2 separate regions of the Mus musculus genome follow, and region 2 is linked to region 1. The links are chromatin loops, found by intact Hi-C in ENCODE. Cell type or tissue: left cerebral cortex. All regions are shown on one strand.

Region 1 (5,000 bases):
TAACACTAGGATTTAAGAGGCAGAGGCAGGAGGATCAAGAATCCAAATTTAGCCTCAACCAGGTAGCAACTTTGTCTTGGATAGGGTTTCATTGCTGTGAAGAGACACCATGACCACAGCAACTCTTATAAAGAAAAACATTTCACTGGGGCTGCCTTACAGTTTCACAGGTTTAGTCCACTATCATCTCAGCAGGAAGCTTGGCAGCACTGCAGGCAGACATGGTGCTAGAAAAGGAGCTGAGAGTTCTACATCTTGATCTATAAGCAGCAGGAGACTTTGTCCCACACTGGATGTAGCTTGAGCATTCAAAGCCCAACCCCACAGTGACATACTTCCTCCAACTAGGCCACACCCACGTCAATGTGGCCACACCTCCTAATAGTGCCAATCCCTATGAGCTAAGCATTTAAACACATGATTCTATAGGAGCCATTCAAACCTATTGAATAGGGAGACCTATTCAAACCACCACAAAACTCAAGGTCACTGGAGACTAATGAGACCTGCCTCATAAACATGTGTGCATCTAGACTTCTTAACACTATTTTCTAAGTAATATGACACAACATGCATAGTGTTTACATTGAATTAGATGTGATCTGTATGGCAACACATCGTTTTATACAAAAAGACTTGAACCTCTGATGACTATGTTATCCTCGATGAGAGAAGGTTGCCCTGGAACCATTCTCCATTAGTTAACAAGGGACAACTCTTTAACCATCAATAAAGATGAATATGGGGTCACAAACTGGCAAAGGATTGGTTTCAGTTCCTACCAGCTTTCTAGTCCTATGAAACATGGGGGGGGGTGGGGTTCAGGTTCTCCTCTTTAGAGAAAGAACTGTTAATGGTGTAATGGAGTAGGAGGTGCATGATAAAGAAAGGAGACCCTTTGTAGTCCAAAAGAAAAAGACTAACGGTTTCCATACCCAACTAAGCAATTCATTTAAGTAGAATAAAGTTGTTTTCAGACATAACATGAAAAAAGTCATACAAAAATCCAAAATAACCTTAGAATATTTGTTTTACTTTTATAAAGTATCAACATTTAATTAGAATCATGTCGGTTTTCCTGAAGTGATTGCATCCATAAATGTATGATGTTTGAAGATGAGATAAAATGAGGAATGCACATGAAATCTTACAGTACTGTAGGACATCATTTGATATTAGGGAAGCCACACATAGTGGCTTATACCTGTAGTCACAGCTATTCAATAAGCTGAAGCAGGAGAATTCCTTGAGTTCAGAAGCTGAGGTCCAGCCTAGGCAACACAGTTAGATTCTCATCTTACATTCAAGAAAATGTGTGTATTGAGAAGCTACAGCGTTCAAGTATAGAAGGCAATAATGTATGGGCCAGATTGGCCTTCAAGCAGTGGCAGAGAAAGTCTGTTAATGAGTGAAAAGGCACAAGAGATGTCCAGTCAACAGAGACATCCCCTGCACAGTGGGGGCACAGAGATGAGCTCTGTGTGAGAGTACCACTGGTGCGTGGTCTATTTGAGCATGACTCTGAAGGATAGAGAGGCAGCTGGGATCCGAGGTTAAAGGTGCTGGATGAGGGCTCAGGAAAGAACCTTTCAGGAAATAGAAGCATCCAGGAGTCCAGGAAGCCTTTATGCCACTCAAGGTGTGGACCTTGGGGACTGAAGAGCAGACATTCTTAAGAAATTGTCCTGGCTAGTTCAGAACTAGCAAAACTCGGTGACTTAACAGAGGATGACTCCAGTGACCATCTAAAGTGTGGGACTCTAGCCAAGCAGGAAGGGTCGACTCAATCCTTACTGGACATACCGATCCTGTGTGGGTCAAAGATGAATCTGCTTGGACAAGGAGAGGAAACAGGTTTCCCTAAATCTACCCCCCACAGAATTCCTGTCATATTGACCCTGGGAATGACGACAGAAGTCAGGAATGTTAGCTTGGGCAGGAAAGATGCAATCCTCACAAAATATAAACCAATGTCTCCTAGCAAACAAAACTGGTCTATTTGCAAGTCCAAAGTGTTAACACACCATTTCAAACAGATTGCTGGAAGCAGAGCTAAGTAAGACACTGCTTTGAAAATACATCAAATCGAATATGACTGGAGACAATACTTAAAGGCGGGGGGGGGGGGGCTGCTAGAGATTTAAATTGTTAATGACATTAACCGTGGAAGAGTCCCCGAGGAGGTAGGCTTTTGAGAGAGAGTGGAATGCATATCAAGATGCTCTGGCCTTGAAGGGAATGATTATGTTCTCAAGGGATCCTTCATTTGATTTTTTTATTTAAGTATTTTAAAAAATAAAACTAAAGTATAAATTGCATTAAAGGGAATTTTCGATGGAAACTACAATAGAACTTTTAAAAGCTCTACTTTAAACTATGTGATGTATAAAAATATTAAACACATTCTATAGATAAATGGATCATTCAGAATTACTAAATTATCTCATCTGACTAGACTATTTATTATTTTGACCACATATAACACACAAGTCACAGGGCTTTCTTTGAATTAAGTTGGCTATAAGATTGTCATTAGGAGAAAAAAAAAACAGAAAATAAAAACAAGCAAGAAACAACAACAAACAGCTGTCTCCATTTACCAATCTTCTTCCAGCTCCTTCTAAGGTCGAACCTGGTTTCACCCATGGTTCCAATTAGTGCCTCTCTGGCGATATGCATATTATTAACCTGGATAGAGAAGAATACAGCTTTGCTTCCTTGATCTCACAGTGTAACACTGACAAGACAAAAGTTCCCTAGAAAAGCAGGTGGGGCGGGGTGAAGACCCAGGGCGCTTGCGCTCTAGGTGAAACATTTAAAAAGGTAACAGAAGCTGCCCTCCTTCGAAAAAATGATGAGTTTGATTTAAAAAGAAAGAAAGAAATTAACAAACTGTGTCGTGTGCTGCACATGATCAGCCATGCTTGCTAAGTCTGTCTGTTGGCTGTTGCTATGGCTACGAAAAGCCAGTGGAACCCAATGAGCTCTCTGCAGCCGCGCTGAGAGGACCAGCCATTTTACTTATGGAAAGCAGTGTGGCATAGAGCTTAGCTGTGGAAGAAGCATTTAAAAAGAGAAAAATCTTTGGAGAGCCACAATGGGCATGCTAGTGCACAGTTATTGCAGCCACGTGTGCCCGCAAGCTGGCCCTGCGACAAGCTGTTGACTGGTGTTGCAATTAGCTGATTGGAGAACGGGGACTGCGGGGTGATAATGCTGCGTATCCGCTCGCGGGCAGCAGGAAAGGGTTTTGTCTCGGGAAAGCAAGCCTGCCCTGCACGGCTATCTCTGCAGCTCCCCAGCTGAGAGAACTCGGGGTTCTAAAGGGAGGGGTCGCCCTCTGCCAGCACAGATTCTGTGCCAGGCTGTTGCTTATGAGCTGCAGGTCTGGGAAAGCAGGTGTGTGCTCGGATGGGCACTGGGCTGGAACGCAGGCGGACGCTCTAGTGTTCACCTGCTTCCTGTTAACAGACTGGTTGGCTCACAGAGCATCTGCTCCTACACGCTGAAGCTGCAGCTGAGAAAGGGGTTCCGGGCATCCCACTTGACTGACGGAGGTAAGCTTTTCCCCCTCTTTTGAAAGCTCAGCATAAAAAAATAAATGAATGAATGGAAGCAAAAGTTAACCTGAAAAAAATTTTACATTGATTGCTATGATCTGAAATTAAGGAGGAACACACACACACACACACACACACACACACACACACACACACACTACTTCCACAAATTAGTGGTTCAGATACAGAGTTAACTCGGTGAGTTGAGGTTCCAGAAATTGTACGATAAAGGGGGAAAAAAGCTCTGCTGTTTTGGGTTAGGATTTAAAATAAATATTTACTGTTTTAACAAACTATCATGGCTTGTCTTTCTGGACAGACCTGATAGCCAATAATAACCTTTCTCTCCGCCAGAACAATGGATTCTTTTGTGACTTGCCCTTTGACACGTTAAAAGAACTACACAGCAAACCCGCAGAAGGCAAGCTGGGGAACATTTGTTTTTAATCCTCATAAATGTTTTAAATCTTTACACCTATGCACACCTTTAAAGGAGGGAATTCTGTTCCCTATATAGGTCATAACAGCCGGTGGATTTTGTACTTGCTTATTCTGGACGGAATAGCCCGGTGTGCTGTTTGATTTAGTCCCCGGCAGTTATAGAGCAAACACTGTAGGTATTGCAAGTTGCTCACACCTCCTCTCCCAATATCCTGCATGCCAGGCTACCCCAGAGCACAACACCCCCATTGTACTCCCTAAGCTCAGAATGTAGGGAAAGAAAAGAGATGAAGTCTTGGTGTTGGACTCAAGTGCCTCTATAAGATGTGGCAGGAAAATTTGTTTTCTTGCTTCTTTTTCTTCACAAGTAGATAGATTTCATAGGACGGTGAAAGAGAAAATATCACATACTTCCATACTTCCATACAGATGCACACACTAATAATGGGAGCGATGTCAGCGGCTGGCCACTGGCTGAAAGTGACACGGAGTTTGCATTGAATGGGGGATGGCCCCTCTGTGAGCATTGCTGTGCTTTATAGTCACTTAGGAACAAGCTGGTACTGGGGACTGAAATTGGTCAGCCAAATGAAACACCCTGGAGAGGAACGGGTCAAGGAATGAGTGAATTCTGCCTTAGCACCATTTCAGCCTTTTCTAAGTCAGTTCTACCGCCGGTATACCAGGAATGTTGAATTAGTCACAACGCTGTTGAAAATAGTAAAAAATTATTGGCTGAAAACTTCTGATAACAACTCTATCAGCAAAAGATGGAGTTTGCCACGAGGTTTCAAATAAATAGTTATCAAGGTCTTTTTCCAAGAAGTAATTTATTATTTCCTGTCTTTTGTGGCTAAATATAGATTGGATAAGGAGTCTCCCAATAACGGTAATTGTGATGTCTCCATTGATATATGTGGACACAAATCACCTGTTTCCTATGTTAGCGTACCCTCAGAGTAGCAAGCCATAAAGCATAAATAAGGAGGGGATGTTTTA
Region 2 (5,000 bases), 69 kb before region 1:
TTGCTGAATAGAGAGTTCTATATTCAGTGAGAGAACTTGTCTCAAAAATGATAGTGGACCTGTGATTCATAACAGCAGTGGTTACCTGCACAAACCCTGCACAGATGGGGTCCATAGACATCCCGTCAGGGATGGAGAAGGGACCATAAAGCCCCACCCTTGCTACAGGAGCCGTAGAACATTTAGCTTTGCAGTGGAGGCAGAGTCATATTCTTCAGTGGTATAGCCACTGGTACATTGCTCCCATTCCAACAGCCTTGCCCACCTACGCTCATTCAGACAAACCTAATCAAATGCATGAAACACACACACACACACACACACACACACATACACGCACACACACACACACACACTCACACACACATACACTCACACATACACGCACACACACACACACACACACTCACACACACATACACTCACACACACATACACGCACACACACACACACACACACATACACGCACACACACACACACACACTCACACACACATACACTCACACATACACGCACACACACACACACACACACACACACACACACACACACCACAGATATTTTGCTATTAGGAAAGATTGTTGAGGTGGCTTTCATTCTATGCTGTCTTATCTGTGCCAGTCATGGTCCTCGTATGGTCTGGGAATGTGAACGTTAAGATCTGATCACAAAGCAGGCAAGTGACAAGGACCTAGGACGAGAGTATTGGGGCTCCCAGCTTGAACAAAGGATGTTATCCTGACCCCAAGATCAGTGCAACTTGGAATATAGATGTCATGCCATGGCCACTGATTTACTCTTCCCACTGAAAGTCTGAAATCGCTGCACGGGCTGAGACTGTGTGCAGCTGTGCCTGACCATGTGTTCTCTTGGGATACTTCAATGGAGCAGAGTTCATATGGAAGGGAATTGCTCAGACACAAGCAATGAGTTCAGAAGACACTGTGCATCCAAGACAACTTCTGAACTTGGACCTTGGTTAGTTGCCTTTGCCGCATTGGACCTGTCACTCACAAGAGCTAGTTTTAAGACAGAGGAATTTGGTCTATAGATAACCCTATTGCCTTATCAGGCTCCTGTCAGCTAGCTCTTGTTGACATCCGCAATAGTGTCTGAGAGGCTCTGCCAGTGCCTGACAAATACAGAGGTGGATGCTCACAGTCATCCATTGGATGAACCACAGGGTCCCCAATGAAGGAGCTAGAGAAAGGGGTTTGTAGCCCCATAAGAGGAACATCAATATGAACTAACCAGTACCCCCCAGAGCTCCCTTGGACTAAACCACCAACCAAAGAAAACACATGATGGGACTCATGGTTCTAGCTGCATATGTAGCAGAGAATGGCCTAGTCGGTCATCAATGGGAGAAGAGGCCCTCTAGGTCCTGTGAAGGTTCTATGCCCCACTATAGGGGAATGCCAGGGCCAGGAAGCAGGAGTGGGTGGGTTGGGGAGCAGGGGGAGGGGGAGAGGGGATAGGAGATTTTCGGAGGGGAAACTAGGAAAGGGAATAACATTTGAAATATAAGTAAAGAAACTATGTAAAAAATCTACAAGTATGGAAAAAATAATAATGGGGGGAAAAAGATAACCTATCGCCCACATTCGCTCTTCTTTTCTGGATCTTCGATTTTTGAGAGCCCACAACTAAGTCACATTCTATCAAGTCTACAATGAAGATATCACTTTACAGCAAGGAAAGCAGATGTTGTTAGTCAGAGGTGTTCTCTAGACCCTACCACTCACTAAGGAGCTATTAGCAGTTTATAGCTAATGGCAGACGGAGAACCATTCTTCTTTGAGGGTGTGATCATTAGCGGGTATCCCATGGTTCAGTGGATGGTCCCACATCCATGAAAGTATGAACAGCACTAATTAGACATAGTGAGTTATTAAAAAAAAAAAAGAGTAGTAGTTGGGAGGGGTGTGATGAGAGGATATGGAGAGAGCTGAAGGGAGTTATGGGAATTAGGAGGCGTATATAGATCTCGGGTCTCTTCCTAGCTCACCAAATGATCACTGTCCTCTTGTCTCTTCTTCAGGCAGATGCTAGACTGGCAGGAGGTAGTCTCCAGGCCCCCTTCATTCCCTGGCAGTTGGTGATTTTCGAGTCCTGGTGATGCATGCTGTGGCAGCAGGGTGCCATTTCTGGGATGACTGTGTGTTTTGTTCCCTTAATGGGGACCTCAGCAGCAGTCCTGTTTGGCATCAGCTGGACTGTGTCAGCACAATGAGACTGATTGGCTGAGCATCAAAAGCAGACCCTAGAGAGAGATTGATTCTGACAGGGAAATAATTAAAGGGGGAAATTGGTGCCTTGCATGGTAAGACATCTGCACACTTGCGATGCTCTTGGTCAAGTCTCCAGCACAATATGTGCTTTAATGAGTATAGACAGAAATGCCCAAGGTTAAAGCCATTCATGAAATTAAAATAATAATAATAATAATAATTAAAAAAGAACAGACATATACAGATTATGCATAGACAAGAAAACCATCTTTTAATTTTTAAAAGACTAATTCATCATAAATTTTACATTTGGAGCCAAGTGCTTTGTTGGAAAATTAGTTAGGCTTCAATTTAAATGTTATGCAAATACACGAGCAGCCTGAAGCAGTTGGCAAGGATTGCTCCCACTTCTCCAACACCTCGTGCCAACATTTTCTTCTGCATTGGTCCTTTTGCTCCGATCTGTCTTGTATTTTCTACTTTAATATGTCCCCGTGCTTTTTTAGCCGTTTAAAAATAGGAACACTTCCATGATTCAGCCAAGCCCTGACTTGACATCTATGAAGATGGTACCAAGTGGTACCAAGTGGATCCAATCTCTTAGTATCAGTGAGAACACTGAAGACTCCTGAACATCAGCCCTGTTGGTGGATCTGTGCCATCATCAACCTCAGCCTCTAGCACTTCATCCTCCATGTGGAAGTGGTTGCTGCCTCTGGTGTTTTCCAACCTGTCCATCCAGATTCAAGCAAGCTGTTCTTGGCATCAGCCTCTATCATCTGAGGACAGGGCAGCCCTAGGAAGCCACATCCTAGGTCCAGCTGTTTTCCTCTGCATCCCCTTTCCTCATGATGCACAGAAACCTCGGTTCCTTCTAATCTGTGAATCCTGATCCTTTTGTTCCTGTCCCTCCACATCCAACATCCTTTGAAAACCCAAGATGGTCATGTTGTCACTTCTTGGCAGCTCCACGCTTAATATTGGTCACAAGGCCAGGAACTGATATGTGTTATTAGCTCAAAATATCAACTTGTCAAGATATCTGGGCCAGAAAGAATGTGTTAGGAATTTCCCTCATTCTTGCTTTTGGATGCTGTAATTGTCCTTTCACATCCTCGCTCTTTCTCCTTTTAGATCGTGGGGAACTATAAACTATATAAAAATTAACCATGGTAACCATACTTCCACTGGTATGAGACATTCACACTAGTGACTCAGCACCATCTGTCTCCAGCGCCCTTTATGTTCCCAAACTCACATTCTAGTTCCACTAAATATTGCATGTCTTTGCTCCTACCTTCCAACTCTTCTGTCTCTAGCATTTGACTACTCCGAGTACCGGGTATACCTGGAATGATGCAATATTTGTTCTTGTGTGACTGGCTTAAGTTGCTCAAGATTCAACCATGTCAGTAGCACATGTCACAACGGATTCCCCTTTGGAAGGCTGAATATCCACCCATGAATATGCATAGTTATGAATATTTATAGTATTAGTGCATTTACATATTTATGTATATGCATATTGCCACCAGAATAGCTGACTCATCTCTCAGTGGACACTGGGTTGCTTCCATTTTTCATCAGTGATAAATGACATTGCTATTAATATCAGTATACAATCAAAATCTTTCTTAATTACATGAAGGCTTTAGTTAAAAAGAAATGTTACAGAGCTGTTCGAATAGACATTTGCGATCATGGCTCAGCTTTGCCTGTTAAGGATGGATGGCACAGTCCTACTTGACAGATAAAGTCAAGGTTTCCTGTGGCTCTCCATTTCCTTTCAATCCTGATTCTTCTGTAGTCACAATTCATTTCTTTTAGCAACCGAATGTTCCAGTGTATGCTGCTTCATTAGGGTTGCTGATCCAAAAATAAGAATAAAATGTTTTATGCATTTTTTTGCAAGAGGCAGATAACATAAAGTTGGGTGAGGTAGACAAACAGACAGATGATAGATAGATAGATAGATAGATAGATAGATAGATAGATAGATGACCTAATGTTAGCTGGGTAGAGAGGTGGGAACAATCTGCAAGGAGGTGGGGGAGAGGAAAATATGAACAAATATATTGTATGGCAAAATTTAAATAAAAAGGGGTAGAGCCCATACAGTAAAATATGTAAACTATGGAGTAGGTGAAAGCGAATGAAGCAAAGAAAGAAACGTCATCTACAATTATATAAAAATATAACATAGAAGTGTTTCCTCGTGGAATTTTTTTTTTTTTTGGCAAATTCATTAAATCCCCAATTCTTGCTTATTGATTCAGTCACGCTACCAAGTACAGACTCTAGATTCTGGTGTTTTAGACCTGGAAGCCCTCTTGGTGACAGCTTGTCTTAACTCCTTCATGTGTAATAAAAAGGTCTGGGCGGTTATCAAGATTTGTTTTTATTCTGTTCATCTATTCAGCATTCAACTACCTGTATCAAGCTGTGCTTAGCAGGCTGTCTTTGTTCCTGGTCTTACAGTGGTCCCCCCCTCCCACCCCTACCCCTGTTCAGCAAAGGGGAAAAAAGCAAAAGCATTGAAATGCAACAGGCCAGTAAGAGAAATACTGAGTTATAAAGAAAAAGAGGACACTCATATTCAGGGCATGCAAGCAGGCTTTGAGGGAAGATGTGTGCATACCGTGGCTGATAAGTACCTATGTGAGAGGTATTGAGGGTCGGGGGTGGGGTGGGGTGGGGTGGAGGGAGTTACGGATTACATCTGTTAGAGGAAAATGAAAGATTTCCTGCCAGAGTATTTCCTGTGGCA

Evidence for each region. Peaks named below come from ENCODE experiments on the same cell type or tissue, not always from the same donor. Only the 100,000 strongest peaks of a DNase experiment are listed, where the experiment ranks them.
Region 2: a loop joins it to region 1, with 2.1 times the contacts of the local background. A loop is called at or near these places in 1 of 42 quality-filtered maps.

What each region holds. Positions count from the first base shown.
Region 1 is chr8:45,624,716-45,629,715 of GRCm38, forward strand. The region is part of intron 1 of Sorbs2 (sorbin and SH3 domain containing 2); the gene reads left to right. Among named protein-coding and RNA genes, the nearest start is that of Gm51529, 14 kb to the right of the region's middle. In left cerebral cortex, no CTCF peak of the experiment used is centred here; DNase peaks (open chromatin) are centred at 3,004, 3,449, 4,173 and 4,480; H3K4me3 peaks cover 2,490 bases; H3K27ac peaks cover 2,419 bases.
Region 2 is chr8:45,555,952-45,560,951 of GRCm38, forward strand. The region is part of intron 1 of Sorbs2 (sorbin and SH3 domain containing 2); the gene reads left to right. Among named protein-coding and RNA genes, the nearest start is that of Gm16351, 46 kb to the right of the region's middle. In left cerebral cortex, no CTCF peak of the experiment used is centred here; DNase peaks (open chromatin) are centred at 2,160, 2,735 and 3,458; H3K27ac peaks cover 2,149 bases.